Regions from separate parts of the Mus musculus genome. Here all the other regions are linked to region 2. Evidence: chromatin loops called from intact Hi-C (ENCODE). Cell type or tissue: heart. All regions are shown on one strand. Links, peaks and the distances in the headings refer to the core of each region. The heading gives the core; the rest is flanking DNA.

Region 1 (5,151 bases), core at 1,526-4,025, 120 kb after region 2:
ATTCTAAATAACCCTTTGTTAATTTCTTTAGAAACATAAGCATATACAACATCACTACTCAAATTTTAATTATAGTATTAAAAGTAACTCTATAGCTAGGGAGATGTCTCAGCAGACTTAAGCCTCTGCTGCAAACCTCACAACCCACATGAGGCTAGATGTGGTGGATGCCAGCACTCTTCTGGAGAGACTGGGGGTGGGCAGAGACAGGAGACTATAGAGATATTTTCAAAGTCTTACCTATACACAAAGCAAGAGGCATACATTAATGTAAAATGTGTAGTAATTATGACTTTTTAAATGTCAAGGTTCAAAAGTGAAATCTTATCTGCTTAAATTGACCAGTGAGATCAAAGGTCATGCTGATGTAACAACCAAGTAAAATTTTAACACATATTTGTCAATTTCTGAAATACACACTTTGCTAAGTTCACTTCTGTGCCAACTTGCCAAAGCTGCCTGTTTTTCTTAAGAAAGTTATGCTGTGATCACTAATGAAAACAATTTATTCTAGAGATTGTCTTATATTTAATGTCTGAGCATTGTTTGTCTCTTTAAAGTGAGGCCTTGCCAGTGTTCTAGATAATAAGAATGGTGATCTCCTTGGGAAGCTAGTTTTCCTTCTAGCTTTTAAAACTCAAGGTTATGACAAAGGACCAAGGCCCTGTGAACAGAAACCACATTCATGTTAAATTCCTTTAGAGTTCCCTTTACCCTAAAGCATAGGACTTTTTTTTTTTTTTTTTTTTCCACTGAGACAGGGTTTCTCTGTATAGCCCTGGCTGTCCTGGAACTCACTTTGTAGACCAGGCTGGCCTCGAACTCAGAAATACACCTGCTTCTGCCTCCCAAGTGCTGGGACTAAAGGCGTGCGCCACCACACCGGGCTAGGACTACTTTTTAAGATAAAGGATAATAGGTTAAATTTAATTTTTTGTTTGTTTTCATGCAAGGTCTCTCTATAGAAGCTGAGCCAACTTCCAACTTGGATCCTCTTGCCTAGCCTCCCCAGAGCTGGGATTGATTATAAGCAAGCACTACTACGAATGGCTCAAAACTTAAAGAATGGACTCCAATTTGCTTTATATTAATCTTCATCCTAAAACTTGCTGTTTCTGGGGCTGGTGAGATGGCTCAGCAGGTAAGAGCACTGACTGCTCTTCTGAAGGTCCTGAGTTCAAATCCCAACAACCACATGGTGGCTCACAACCATCCGTAATGAGATTTGATGCCCTCTTCTGGTGCGTGTGAAGTCAGCTACAGTGTACTTATGTATAATAATAAATAAATCTTTAAAAAAAAAACCTTGCTGTTTCTGAACATAAGAAATATGATTCAGATTTGAAAGACAAACATATAACAAATCTACCTATGATGTTAAACTTTGCGCAATTCACTCATTTCTTTCATATTTTCCAATGTATTGGAATGTAAGTTTCTCAGGTATATCCTAAAGATTCTTTAGGTTTCATTGATATCCACTGTCATGTCTTTCATTTATCAACGTCAGTAACACCTTCTTTTACTTCCAATCAAACAACCACATTAAAGATTGACTTTTTTAAAAAAAGGATTGATTTATTTTGATTTTATGTATGACTATTCTGACTGCATGTATTTCTGTGTAACTCACTTGTATTGTGCTCTTGAAGGACAGAAGATGGAGTTAGATTTCCTGGAACTGGAGTGACAGGTGGTTGTGACCTATGAAGTGGGTGCTGGAAACCTGAGTCCCCTGCAAAAAGCAAGTGCTCCTACCTGCTGAGTCATCTCTCTAGCTCTATAAACAAAGTCTTCTGGGACCACCATGGACACACTGAACAGCAAGCCTCTCAGTGATTTCCTGACTCACCACAGTAACACTGCAATTACACATGTGCCCTACCACAACTGGCTTTCTGTGTGGGTTCTGGAATCTGAATTCAAGTTGTCTGGCTTGTACAGCCAAGTGCTTCTGCCCACTAAGCCAACTCCCTGACCTCACCACATTCACATTACATTATTTTAAATTTGTCTACAAAGGATGTAACTACACACTCCAGCTCTAAGGGCTAAAGACTAACAATCCCAAAGTTACTTAACTTGGTGATCAGTTGTAAGAGACCAAAATTATGTTTTCATTTTTAATTTATGGCCACTTTTCTAGTCGGTATTATTAACTGTCTATAAAACATTCCCTTGTAGGTATCAACAATCCAAACAATATTAAATATACAGAATATAAAGATCTTTGCTAGAGTTTATAAAAACTACACAGCATTTTTCCAATGTTAATTGAGAAAATAAATAGTACTTCCTTAAGGTTTCTAAGCAAATCTTATTGCTTAAAATTCCTTACCTTTTCCCATTTCAATTGTCAAACTCTACATCTTCTACTATTTGTTCCACAGCTATAGTAATCAAGTCAATTCAATTTACAAGAGCATATGCTTCATTCCTAAATCTCATTCCCTATTTCTCATCTCCTCCTGTACTGGCCTAGGACCCCACCTAGTGGACAGCAACAGGAATCACCCTTTCTACTTTTTCCCTGCACAAAACACTGGTTTACTAGATTAGTTTATTGGTTAACTGATACTATTCTAGCAATTTCTTTAACAGGTACTGTTTGGCTTTGAACCCTGGGACAAGAGACTGGGGTGCATATTTTACATATCAAAGCCGACCTGGCCTCCAGGTTCTCCCAGCATTCCTCAGTCCCTACCTGGCATACCCTGCCCCCAACCCTGAACTTCCCAGCCCATGGGCTGGGGCTGTCTTTTCCCCAGCAGCTCTTCCCTATAATCCAGATAGTTTGGGTCCCTCCCACACCCCACATCTCCTTCTCCCTCTCTCTGTGTGGTGCCATTTCTCTCTTTCTCTTCCCTTTCCCCACTTCTCCCCCTGGACTTTCCTGGATCAGTCCTTGGGGCCAGTAAACTGGACAACCTGAGAAACTTCTCAATAAACCTGAATTTAATAAAATATAATGTGGCTTGAACTGGCTCATTACACTGGCAAAGAAATAACTTATCACATATATCTCCCTCAAAACACTTACTGTTTATATATTATATAATATAGCAGTGAATATACTACTATAACATAGTATAGCTACTATAATATAATAGTATATAATATATATAATAATATATAATATATATATATTATAGTAGTTAATCCCAAAGAGCACCCAACTACAGCCTAATAAAAATAGTACATCTCTTAATTTTGTCTCTAAAAGGGAAAAGAGAATAGAGAATTCTAAAACAAATAGTGAATTCTCAACTTCAATAACAAGGATCAATGACTCCAAATTTTTTTCTTTAGAAGATCCAAGATTTGCATTGACCTTTTCGTGTCCCTCTAAGTTTGTTCTCAGAAACTTTGATTTCTTTCTATTTTATAAAAGCAGCAGAGTGTAAAGGACAGATTCTTGCTGCACTTACTATGTGATCACACTGTAGCACGTAGCACAGGGTGCAGACAGCATTCTAACAAGATATTAGAAGAATGGCTTTTTGGCCTACAGTGTCAATCTTCATATATACCATTTCTTTCTAACTGAAATTTAGAGTGGCTTTACCCATAGGAACAATTGTGCTTCATGACCGTCACCTCACAGCTAAGCTCTCTGAAACCTTAGCTAGATTTTCTTCTGTGTTATTCCATTATGAATAAAACTAGAAAAAAAAACTCTCTTGTATTTTCAAAATTTACTTATAACGGTTTTTTATTATAATATTAGTATAATATATCATTTCCTCCCTCTAATCCCTCCCACATATCCCCCCTTTACTCTCAAATTCATGGTTAATTATTGATACTATATATATTACATACACTTTATTCCTAAACACAACCTGCTTATATTATGCTACTTATGGTATTATTATGCTATCTATGATATCAGGGATAACTACTTGGTATTAAATAACCAATCAGGCGGGCTCTTCCAATTTCTAACTACATGCTAAATATCTGTTCTTATATCTATAGATAGATTTAGTTCTCACTCCTCATTAAAGAAACACACTTTTTTTTTTTCTTTTTCTTTTTTCGAGACAGGGTTTCTCTGTGTAGCCCTGGCTGTCCTGGAACTCACTCTGTAGACCAGGCTGGTCTCGAACTCAGAAATCCGCCTGCCTCTGCCTCCCGAGTGCTGGGATTAAAGGTGTGTGCCACCATTCCCCGCTCAAAGAAACACATTTTTGTAAGAGACAAATTATTACAGAAAACTACAACCAATCAAAATACAGAAAACAAGAGATCACATTGTGACCAATACAAATTACATCTGTAATAGAATTCCTGTACCTAAGGCTTAGGGATCATATCAGAAGAGGAGGAGGAAGATTGTAAAGATCTGTCAGAGAAGCTACAGGCCCATGAAGTCTTATCAGACAAGCCCTGAACACCAAGGGACATAACTAACATAGAAGGGATCTCAGCCCTAGACAGCTACGGGCAACCAGGAAATACTAAGAAGAGGAAAATTTATCTCCCTCAAGGAAGAATCTCTAATTTTCAACATGCAAGTCCCTTTCAGAAAATTTTAGTACTTCTCTATTTCCAATCACATTATCAAACTAATTTAGCTTTCCACTCACATTGCTCAGACCTTTATTCCTAAGCTAAAAAATTTAAATTTAGTTATGTATATTAATTTTTTCTCTATGTCTCCTGAAGTTCTGCTTATTCTATGTAAGGTATAAAGAATTAACTTACATAGCCCTAGCTTTCCAGGGAGCAACTAAGTATTTGTACTGCTTTTGGGCCTCTTAGCTAAGATTAAATCTTAAAATGAAGTCTTTGTTATAAGAAAAGATTGGTTGATTAAGAGATCCAACATAGACCTTGGGGCTCCACATATATACTCAAAAGAATCTGATCTATGGGTAGTATTGACATTTTGTTGAAGTTCGAGTGTTAGCATTTTGAATCTTTATAAGCTTATCTGTGGCCACAGCCATGTATGTTCTAAGGTATTTCTGGTAGAAGGACTGGAGAGATTGCTCAGTGGGTAGAGGATATTTTCTGTGAAACCTTGAGGACCTGAGTTCAAACCCCCAACTCTAGAACCCAGATTGGACGCGGGCATATGTGCATATAAACTCCATATAGAGAGCCCAAAAGCATTTTCTGTGTGTTCATAGGTAAGGATCAGAGAAT
Region 2 (5,151 bases), core at 1,393-3,892:
ACTGGGCTAGAATTCTAGTTTAGCCAGGAGGCCCCCTGCTGGCCAGGCTTGTCCAACACACCTAGTGGTTCGCTGCTATTCTCCTGCCTCTCTCCTAGGAATTCTTCAAAAGACCCCCTGTCTAGGAGGGAGGCTGGAAACAAAGCAGGCAGGGGCAGGCCAGACCAGGCCTCCTGGGCTGATGGAAACTCATATCCTTGCATCATGAGCTGGCCTGAGAATTCCCTCCTGGCTGGCAAGGAGCACGCAGGAAATCAGTGGGCTTCTAGGAGGGAGAGCCTCTGGGTTTGTGAGAAGTCGGGACTCTGGCAAGCCTGGCCTGGTACACACCCGTTATCCTAGCACTTAGGTGAGGGCGAGAAAGCATCGGGCGGCCAGGGTCATCCTTGAATACACAGCAGGTTCAGGACAGCCACAGGACAACCTGTTGCCTGACTCAAACCAAATCAAAGTGTGGTGTGGCAGAGCTGGTACGGTGGCTCAGCAGTTAACATCTACACTCCAGCTGAACAGGACCAGAGTTCAGATCCCAGCACCCACAGCAGGTGGCTCACAATCACCTATCACTCCAGCTCCAGGGAAATCCAAGGCATTTTTCTGGCTTCTGCAGGCACCTGAAAGCATAGGGTGTACACACAGAGACACATAAGGGGGCAGTTCGTGGGGGAGTCACCTCTAGGTTCTAGCAAACCTGTGTCAAACATGGTGGGACCTCTGTTTGCTGCTAGGTGAGTGATGTGGTCTACCATTGTGGATCTGTCTCTCTTTCTCTCTCTCTCTCTCTCTCTTTTGGATTTACTTTTTTTTTTTTAAGATTTATTTATTTATATGTAAGTACACTGTAGCTGTCTTCAGACACTCCAGAAGAGGGTGCCAGATCTTGTTACAGATGGTTGTGAGCCACCATGTGGTTGCTGGGATTTGAACTCCGGACCTTCGGAAGAGCAGTCAGTGCTCTTACCCACTGAGCCATCTCACCAGCCCCTTGGATTTACTTTTATGTATGTGCTTTGTCTTCATGTATGTACATGCATCACATGAATGCCCGGTGCCCAAGGAGACCAGAAGGGAGTATTGAATGGGAACTAGAGTTACTGGGAGTTGATCTGAACCCAGGTCCTCGGAGGAGCAGTAAGGGCTCTCAATGTTTGGACCGCAGCTGCAGGCTTCCGTCTCAAAAAGTTTAGCAGTTTCTTTTTATAACAGTGGACCAGGCAGGAGAGATGACTCAGAAGGTAAAGTCTCGCTACACAAGTGTGGACATGGAGTTCAAAACCCAGGGCTGATAGAAAAGGCCCTAATCTGGGAGTGGTAGCACAGGTCTGTGAGGCCAGTGACGGGGAAGGACAGGCAGAGGTGGTGTGTCCTGGGAGTTCATGGCTAGCTAGCCTAGTTACATGGTGAAAGTTCCAAGCCAGTGCAAGACCGTCTCAAAGAAAAGGCGCCTGGGGAAGGGTTTTCCTCTGATCGCCACAAACATAGAGGCTCACATTCACACACGTGCTCATTCAGATTTAGACAACTCGGCAACCTTAAAGCTATGTGTGGGAATGGCCTGGAAATCCAGGTCAGCCCGAATGTCACAGGGTAACTGAGAAATGAGCCGGTGAGCAGACAGACAAAGGAAGCGAGCCACACAATGGGAGGAAAAGGAAGCGACTGCTCATCGGCAGGGCGGCAGGGACACCTTTCAAGCCAGGCACACCGTGGCCACGCCTTTCCAGCCCTCTTGGTGACTCATGCCCAGGGAGTCAGGCAACGAGGCAAGTGGCTGGTCAGAAGGCCTGCAACCACTGTTCTTGAATTCCAGGACTGTCCCAACCCACTGTCCCTGCTGAGCTAGGCCCTAGGGTGGACATTTTTTTTTTTTTTAAGATTTATTTATTGATTATATGTAAGTACACTGTAGCTGTCTTCAGACTCTCCAGAAGAGGGAGTCAGATCTTGTTACGGATGGTTGTGAGCCACCATGTGGTTGCTGGGATTTGAACTCCTGACCTTCGGAAGAGCAGTCGGGTGCTCTTACCCACTGAGCCATCTCACCAGCCCCCTAGGGTGGACTTAAGAGGTGCAGACCAACCAGACCATTGAGCCAACTGGTAAAGACAGCCTTGAGGTCTGCTGACTGGGGCTAGAGTCCTGGGCCTAACCCTAGTTTCCCTGTGTGAGGGAGGGAGGGAGGGAGGGAGGGAGGGGGCCTCCTGGTCCTGGGCAGCAGTGTTTGTAGCCACAGTGCTTCTTCTCTAGTTGGGGTGACTGAGGGAGCCGCTGCTCCCAGCCAGCAGGCAGGACACCAAGACTCTTGTGCTCTCCTGATTTTACTCACGTGAAGCCTCGTGTGTGTGTGTGTGTGTGTGTGTGTGTGTGTGTGTGTGGTCTATGTTTGGCTCTGTGTCAGGCATTTGGGACACAGGTGAATCACTGAGATAGTTTTTCCACTATGGTGGGAAGAGGTGGATAGAAACAGGTCAGTGGTCATAAAGATGTTTTGAGATGGGGGTCGCAGGCAGCCCAGGCTGGCCTTGAACTTCCAATGTAGCCAAAGGTGACCCGTGACCCTGATCTTCCCGTCTCTACCTCCCAAGTGCTGGGATTACAGGTATGTTCATTAAACGTTCAGTTGCAGAAATGGGAGAGTGTGCCTAGCAGGGCCCACAGGATCAAGGAACCCTGTAGGAGTGGGTTGTCGTGAACATGCTAAAGATAGTGTGGATGGTGGATCCTTGGGAGTGTCTCAGAGGGTGCAATCCCAAACATAGCCACAAGGTGGCGACGGAGACCAGGTTTGCCTTTTGTTTTTAATAATTTTCGAGAGTGATTCCTATAACTCCAGGATCTCCTTACATCAGACCCATCATATTCTAACGTTCTGCCACTCCCACTCACCAACAACATGCAAGCCTCCCCCAGTTGACACAGGCAAGTAGCATGGGTGATCTGTAGCAGATGGCTTGACAACACTTCTATCAGACTTACCAAATCCTACTCTAAAACCAGGAGTCCCCATCGCGTGTCTCATAGTGGTTTTGCCCCAGTTGGGAGGTTCTGAGACTGTCATTTAGATGTTACCTTTTTTGTTGTTGTCTTTTTTTTTTTCCAGGTTTAATTCAACTTATTAAATTTTCTTGGGCTGATTCAAACTTTAGTATTGCACATATGAATTTTAAGGGGTGGGTCTGGGGATTTAGCTCAGGGGTAGGGCAATGACTTAGCATCAACCAAGACCCTGGAGACAGCTACTCTCATTTTGGGATTTTGGAAAGGAGCCTTTGTCCATGAAAGAAAGACCTGGTGTTCTCCCTTCACATTGGATTCTCTGCATACCTACAATCCCAGAACTTGGGAGGCCGAGGCAGGAGGACCACTATGAGTGTGGCAGAGTGAAACCATACCTCAAAATTTACAGGTAAGTCAATATGGGTTTTGAAGCCCTAGAACTGTTTGTGCACGTGTGCATATGTGCATGTGTGTGTGCATGCAGGGTGTGCATGTATGAGTGGGGTATGTGTGTAGAGCCCAGGGTGTAAGGCTCTCTCTCTCTCTCTCTCTCTCTCTCTCTCTCTCTCTCTCTCTCTCTCTCTCTGTGTATAGAAGCTCAGTGCAGGCTTCTGGCTTGCTGTAGCCAAAGCCTCTCTGTACCCGTCCGTGCCCAGGGAGTCAGGCTGCTGGGCCAAGAGGCTTTGTGACCATTCTCACAGTTGAGTCTCTTTTTAATCGCTCTCCACTTTTTTTTTTTAAAGACATAGTTTCCTGAACCTGGAGCTCCATGGCTGGGCTGACTGACCATGGCTGACTGACCAGGGAGTGCCATGGAGCTCCCGTGTCTACCTCAGCATCCCTGGAATTACAGGGGGCAAAGATACAGAGTCCAGCTTTAAGTGGGTCCACCGAACCATCTCCCCAGTCTGATAACAAATCCTGGTTCCTTACCTGGCCTGATGGAACAGCAGAAATGCAAGAGTCTGAGCGTCAAACTGCCAACCACGCCCTCGGGCCTCCCATGTCATGGGAGGCAGGCAGGCAGAGCAGAACTCTTACTTGGCAGAGCAGCTTGGCTGCATCCTCAGAAGTAGACCAAGCAGGATTTGATAAGCAGTGGGCTTTTAAGTTCTACTCTTGAATGAGCACCTATTGTGTGCTGCACCTATTGTGTGCTGCACCTATTGTGTGCTGCACCTATTGTGTGCTGCACCTATTGTGTGCTGCTTTAGACGCTGGGGACAAAGCCACAAAAGACAGCATCTCAGAGCCAGTTGAGCCTTTGTGTATTTATTGGCAAGTTTTTGTCCTTTGTGGCTGGGACGTTCTTTTGTTACCACTATGGCAGAATTTTCTGACATATATAGATTTGGGGGGCCGGGGTCCAGACTCACTCGAGATCCAAGGCTGCTCAGGGAAAGCCCACATATTGACTACTTGGTCTTTTGTGGGGTCAATGACAGAGGACACATTCTGGAGTGTTGGAGAGTGACATCGATCGGTACCTGACTACCAGGTCTTCTAATAAGAAGCCTCTTATCGGGTGCTGGAGTAAGTGGCTTGTGACATGGAATTTAGCCTTCCATGAGGGAGGCAGCTACTGTCACTCATGACTTGCTGTGCCTCTTAGCAGGCTCTGTCACTCCTGACTTACTCCCTCCTGAAATGTAAGAACATTCTAGATAAGCTGGATTATGTCAAATGAAACTGGGATTTTTGTTTGTGTTTTCACACATGGTCTTACTACACAACCCAAGCTGTCCTCAAACCTGCAGTCCTCCAGAGTTGGCCCCTTAGTGCTGAGGTTACAGGCATATGCCACTCTCCCTGAGTGGCTCTTCTCCTTCCTCCCTCCCTCTCTCTCTCTTTCTCCCTCCTCCCCCACCTCTCTCTCTCCTTCTTCCTCTCCCTCAGTCCTTCCTTCCATTCTTTTCCCCCTCTGTCTCTTTCTTTCCTTTCTCCTTTTTTTTCTTTGATTTCTTTCAGAACTGGGGATCTTGAGATGGGTGTGGTCGTGTATGCCTTTAATCCAAACACTTGAGATGCAGATGCCGGCTGATCTCTGAGTTTGAGGCTAGTGAAGCCAGCCTGGTCTACACAGCAAATTACAGGACTGCCAGGGCTACACAGAGAAATTCTAACTCTAAATAAATAAGATTCAAAAAAAAAAAT
Region 3 (5,151 bases), core at 1,526-4,025, 560 kb after region 2:
TGCTTATGTTCTTGTGCTTGCCTCTCACATCTGCTTATCTCTGATGTTAACTGGTCTTGCTATCTCTGACTGGACCTGTTCTTCCTATGAGCCTGTGATCCTGGCTGTGTCAGAACTCCTGGGGTCAAGCTGTCTCTGGATGTGGTTGCAGGGGGCTGGGGGGAGGAGCTGGAGCACAGACTCTGCTCCCATGTGCAGGTTCAAACCAGAAGGAATGTGTGTCTATGGCTGGGCAGGAATCCTGCATCTCTTGGGTCCCTGGAGGTTCCAGTTAGGCCAAGTATTGGGATGGGGTTGGTAACTCACTTATGATCCTGCTTGTGTCAGAACTCTTGTCTCTGGGTATGGGCCACTTTTACTTTTTTCAAAGACTACTTTTAGTGATTGTTCTTAAATTCTTTAACCTCCCTTCCACCAGAGGAAGTGGAAAAGAAAGGATATGGGAAAATGGATCTGTTTAGAAATGGTTCTTGAGCAGATCCCTTCTGCATTGTCAGGAAATCTGCAGTTCAATTCACAGGTCAGCAGAGGCAGCTCAATCCACTCACAAGCACTTCATGGATACACCAGCAGTCCAGTTCAGTAGAGTTATGATAGCAAACACGAATCAGCAGCAGTGGCACAACCAGCAGAGACAACAAGACCTCAGCCTTAGCTTGAGTCAGCAGGAGGGACCATGAAGAACGCCAGGAGAAGACCAGTGAAGACAAGAGACCAACAAGCTTTGAACAGCTAACTCTACCAGCAAGCCAAGGTCAGCCCAGTCTCCAGCTCCTCTCACAGTCTCTTGAGTCCTATTTATCCCCCTCCCAATATCACACGTCCTCCTGAAGTTTGCCTCACCACATTTGTCTGTCTCAGCTGACATCACTCTGCCAACTGGCCATAGTCCAAGGAAGCAGCAAGAAGCCTCATTATACCACCAGAAGATTTTGGTGAGTTTCTCTTTATGGAGTCCTGACAAATGGAGCTCAACTATGCAATGTAAGGTGGACCAATACATGGGTGTTGTTAGCAAAAAATAATCCTTTCTTGGGCTGGTGAGATGGCTCAGCAGGTAAGGGCACTGATTGCTCTTCTGAAGATCCTGAGTTCAATTCCCAGCAACCACATGGTGGCTCACAACCACCTGTAATGAGATCCAATGCCCCTTTCTGGTGTGTCTGAAGACAGCAACAATGTACTTATTTATAATAATAAATAAATCTTTGGGCTGGAGCGAGCGAGCAGGATTGACCAGAGAGAGCAGAGGTCCTAAAATTCAATTCCCAACAATCACATGAAAGCTCACAACCATCTGTAGAGCTTTATATGTACTCATATACATAAAATAAATAACCTTTACTCTTCTTGGTTATCTGTGGTGCTTTCCAATGTGTTTATTTGATTTGCTGAGATTTTACTTTGAATACATCAATTTGGCTTTTCTTTTCAATATCTCAAGATTTGTAATGAACTTATTCCACACTGCTGATTTTATCCAGTTGTTTTTCCATTTTGTGACCTTTCCCTGTGTGTCCCTGACTTTCCTCCCTGCTCTGAATTCTTCTGAGCATTTGTATCTTCTTGCTGCCCTTTGTCATTCTTAGCAGAAGATGTTGCCCTGGGGCATCTTGCCTATCCCAGTACCTCAGAGTTCAGCAGGTGTGAAGTTAGAATTCTGGGATGAGACATGTTGCCTGAATTCTGGGATGAGACATGTTGCCTGCGTTCTCATGTCACATAAATTTCCTCATTGAGACATGCCCGTCTTTCGTTTTAGATTTCTCATCTGGCTTTTTGGGGGTCAGTCTTCCAGCTGATCAGCCTGCCCTTGGAAGCTCAATCCACAATACCACTCAACAGTAGAAAACAAATGCTTGTATTGATAACAACGTCAACTCATACACGATATTGAAATACACTGAAAATTATTACCAGCCACCAACATGCTACAAGTGACAGTGAAAGAGAATGCAAATACTACGATAGAACGAAGCTAAGCATCGCTTTGGTTAAGTGTAGAGACAGTGAGTGAAAGAAAGAAAGAAAGAAAGAAAGGAAGGAGGTAGCAGGGAGCGGGGTTGTATAGATGAAGGAAGTGGAGAGGAATATTGTGTGAGGAAAGAGAAGTTAGTGAGAAATTAGGAAAAAATTCCAGTACTGAAAAAGTTAAAAAGCAAGGGGGGGGGGGCAGGCAAAAAGTAAAAAAAAAAAAAAAAAAAGCAAAAATATGGGGCAAAAAAAAGGAAAACAGGAAATGTGAAAAGAAGAAAATATGGCCCAATAACAGAAATAATCCATAAATAAAATTAGAGGGATATATGAAGAGGAATAATCAATTGAAATTTTTAGAAATGCAAAAATCCTGCTAAATGTGTAGTAAGTGAGACTTACTGGGGAGAGAAAGAAAAATGAAAAGGTGGGTTGTTGTGTCCTCAAAATTTGAAGTCTGGGAGTTACGCATGTGCATGTATGTGCACGTGTGTGTGCATGTATGTGCATGTGTTTGCACATGTGTGGTGCTCACTAGCACTGTGTCCTAGCTGGTAGACTTACTTCTTGTGTACCAGCGATCTCTACTGGCCACATTTAGTTTTGCAGTCTATGATCTGGAGCAAGTTTTCTCACAGATAGTGTTTGACTGAAGGTGTCTGGGAAGTGTGGGAATCAAACTGTAACCCTGAGGTGGTGGTCTTGTCTTTGTACTTACAGAGCAGTCACAATGCTGGAGCTTTACAGCTCTAACTATCCAACACATCCGTTGAATCAGAGTTGGGGTTCTACAGTTTGATCCACCTACTGGCCTCAGGCCAGAGCTATCAAATTCAGGATTTTTATCTGTTGATGAGATCTGTTTAGGATCACCAAGGCTGGGGTATCTGACATTACGAACTCCCCAGCCTGAGTTTGCACCACTTTGTCTCAGCATCTGACCCTCCAGCGGTCGCAACTTGATCCAAGAGCCTTTCCTCACCCAGAGTCAAACTGAGGCCCCATGACCTGGGACAGTTCGTGACCTCAAGCCCCTGGGCTATCTCTGCTTTAACTAGATTTGCTCTCAAGATGGCACCTGGCTACTGCTCTCTGAATCACAAAGCAAAATATAACAGGCATTCCCTCTACTACTAACATGTCTGCCAGAGAACTTCCACCTCACCAAACCTCACAAGCAGATTCAACTCTTACAGGTGTGTCCTGGGAGTTGATTGTCCATTTTTCGTTTAGCTTACATTTGGGGGAAGTTTCCGTTTCTTTTCCTCATGCAGGAGACTTTGATGAGAACATGTCCTGTGAATCTATTTGCATTATCTTCTGCTTTCTACCCTATTCTGGTGTCCTTTTAATGCCTTGTGCCTTTCCAATCCTCTTCTCTATTTCTCTTTGTGATATGATTTTTTCTTATTCCACCTTCCTGCCTCACTGGCTCATGCAGTGACAGCTTTAACTTCTTACTCAGAAGTCCTTTGTTTTTGATATATAGTTATGTATGTGTATGAATTATGCTTTGATGCATTTATGTATTGTGTTGACCAAGGGAGGGGAATTATCACATCTATCACTTTGGATAGTTCTTATTTCTTACTAAAGGCATAGGACACAACTGGGAAGAGTGGGACAGGTTCCACAGCTCAAGCCCTCACACACAGAGGTTCCTCCCTCCCCTCTGTGAAAGACTTTTGGCCAGACTCCAGCATCTTCAAGCACACTGTTTCCCATGAGGCTCAAAGTTGTGTTTTTTCATAGTTGCCCTGAACTCGCACATCACCCCCCTCCCCCAGAATTCTTTAAAGAAAAGGCAACATTGGGGACTATTGCTATAGCTTGATACGAAGTACCTTTTAGCAATTAAAAAGTTTTTTTTATAGAGTACAGACTCCTACTAGGCATGTAAACTCTTAAGCATATCATCCTATCTACTTGTGTGTTGTACCCATCAATCAATCTCTCCCCATCCTCCTGTTACTTCCAGCTTCTGAAAAGTATGATTTTTCTTCATTTGTGAGAATTTCATACATGTGTACAATGAAATATTATCATACCCACTCCGTACTCCCCTCCTCCAACTTTCCCCATCCTCCCAACATGTCCCCATCAGCTTAATTCCCTCCTTTTCTTCCTCTTTCTCACCTTTCATGTTTTCCTCTTCCTCCTTCTCATAATCTACTGAGTCAAATTAATGTTGTCCACATGTGCATGAGTTTTGGGCCATCCACTGGATCATGGGAAAGCTACCAGTTGGAGCACTCTCCAATAGCCTGATTCTATCTCCCCTATCTGTTTTTAATGGCTAATAGCTCCCTGTAAAGGTTGGGACCTGGAGAGTATCTCTCCTATTTTAGCCAGAATTATGGCTTGTTTGCACAGATAACCACAACCGCTGTAAATAACCATGGCTACTGTGAGCTCATGATTACAATAGCCATGCCATGTCCAGAAAATAGCATTTCACAGCATCCCTTCCCAGCATCCTGCTCTTACACTCTTCCAGCCTCCTTTTAGTGTTCCCTGAGCCTTGGGTCAGATGTGTCTTCCTGAAAATTATGCTCATGCTTTCTAATGCCATATTTTCTATTACACATTACGAATTAGATTCTGTGATATTTATCTATATGTTTATGATTATTTTACTTAATGTGCTCCCCAAGTTCAAAAGTATCCAAATGATCACATTGCATCTTAAAGGCCTGAATATAGTTCCACTGTGTATATATACCCCACACTTTCTTTGTCCATTTTTCTGGTGGAGATATGTTGGTTGTGTATTTTGGTGATTGTTCATAGTGGTGGATAAAATATGAGAATGCAGGTATCTCAGCATATTGACTCTATTTTTATTGGAAATATACCATGCAGTGTAATCCCTGGCCAACTTGGTAGTTTTGAGTTTGTGTGAGGAACCTGCTCCCCATGCTGCTTTCCATAATGTGTATAAAATTCCCCACACCCACTCACTAAGGGAGTACCTCATTGTGATTTCACCTTTCTTCTTCTTCTTTCTTTCTTTCTTTCTTTCTTTCTTTCTTTCTTTCTTTCTTTCTTTCCTTCTTTCTTTTTTTTTTTCCATTTTTTATTAGGTATTTAGCTCATTTACATTTCCAATGCTATACCAAAAGTCCCCCTTACCCACCCACCCCCACTCCCCTACCCACCCACTCCCCCCCTTTGGCC

What was found. A loop is a pair of places that touch in the nucleus more often than their neighbours do. Peaks named below come from ENCODE experiments on the same cell type or tissue, not always from the same donor. Only the 100,000 strongest peaks of a DNase experiment are listed, where the experiment ranks them.
Region 1: it touches region 2 in a loop (5-fold over the local background); 38 of 42 quality-filtered maps call a loop at or near these places.
Region 3: it touches region 2 in a loop (13-fold over the local background); 6 of 42 quality-filtered maps call a loop at or near these places.

Annotation. Positions count from the first base shown.
Region 1 is chr6:116,126,389-116,131,539 of GRCm38, forward strand. The region is part of intron 3 of Tmcc1 (transmembrane and coiled coil domains 1); the gene reads right to left. Among named protein-coding and RNA genes, the nearest start is that of Tmcc1, 64 kb to the right of the region's middle. In heart, for the core only: a CTCF peak has its summit at 2,494; no DNase peak of the experiment used is centred there.
Region 2 is chr6:116,007,970-116,013,120 of GRCm38, forward strand. No RefSeq gene overlaps it. Among named protein-coding and RNA genes, the nearest start is that of Plxnd1, 16 kb to the left of the region's middle. In heart, for the core only: a CTCF peak has its summit at 2,757 (motif pointing right); DNase peaks (open chromatin) are centred at 1,682 and 2,762; H3K27ac peaks cover 244 bases.
Region 3 is chr6:116,567,507-116,572,657 of GRCm38, forward strand. No RefSeq gene overlaps it. Among named protein-coding and RNA genes, the nearest start is that of Olfr215, 13 kb to the right of the region's middle. In heart, for the core only: a CTCF peak has its summit at 2,554 (motif pointing left); no DNase peak of the experiment used is centred there; H3K27me3 peaks cover 483 bases.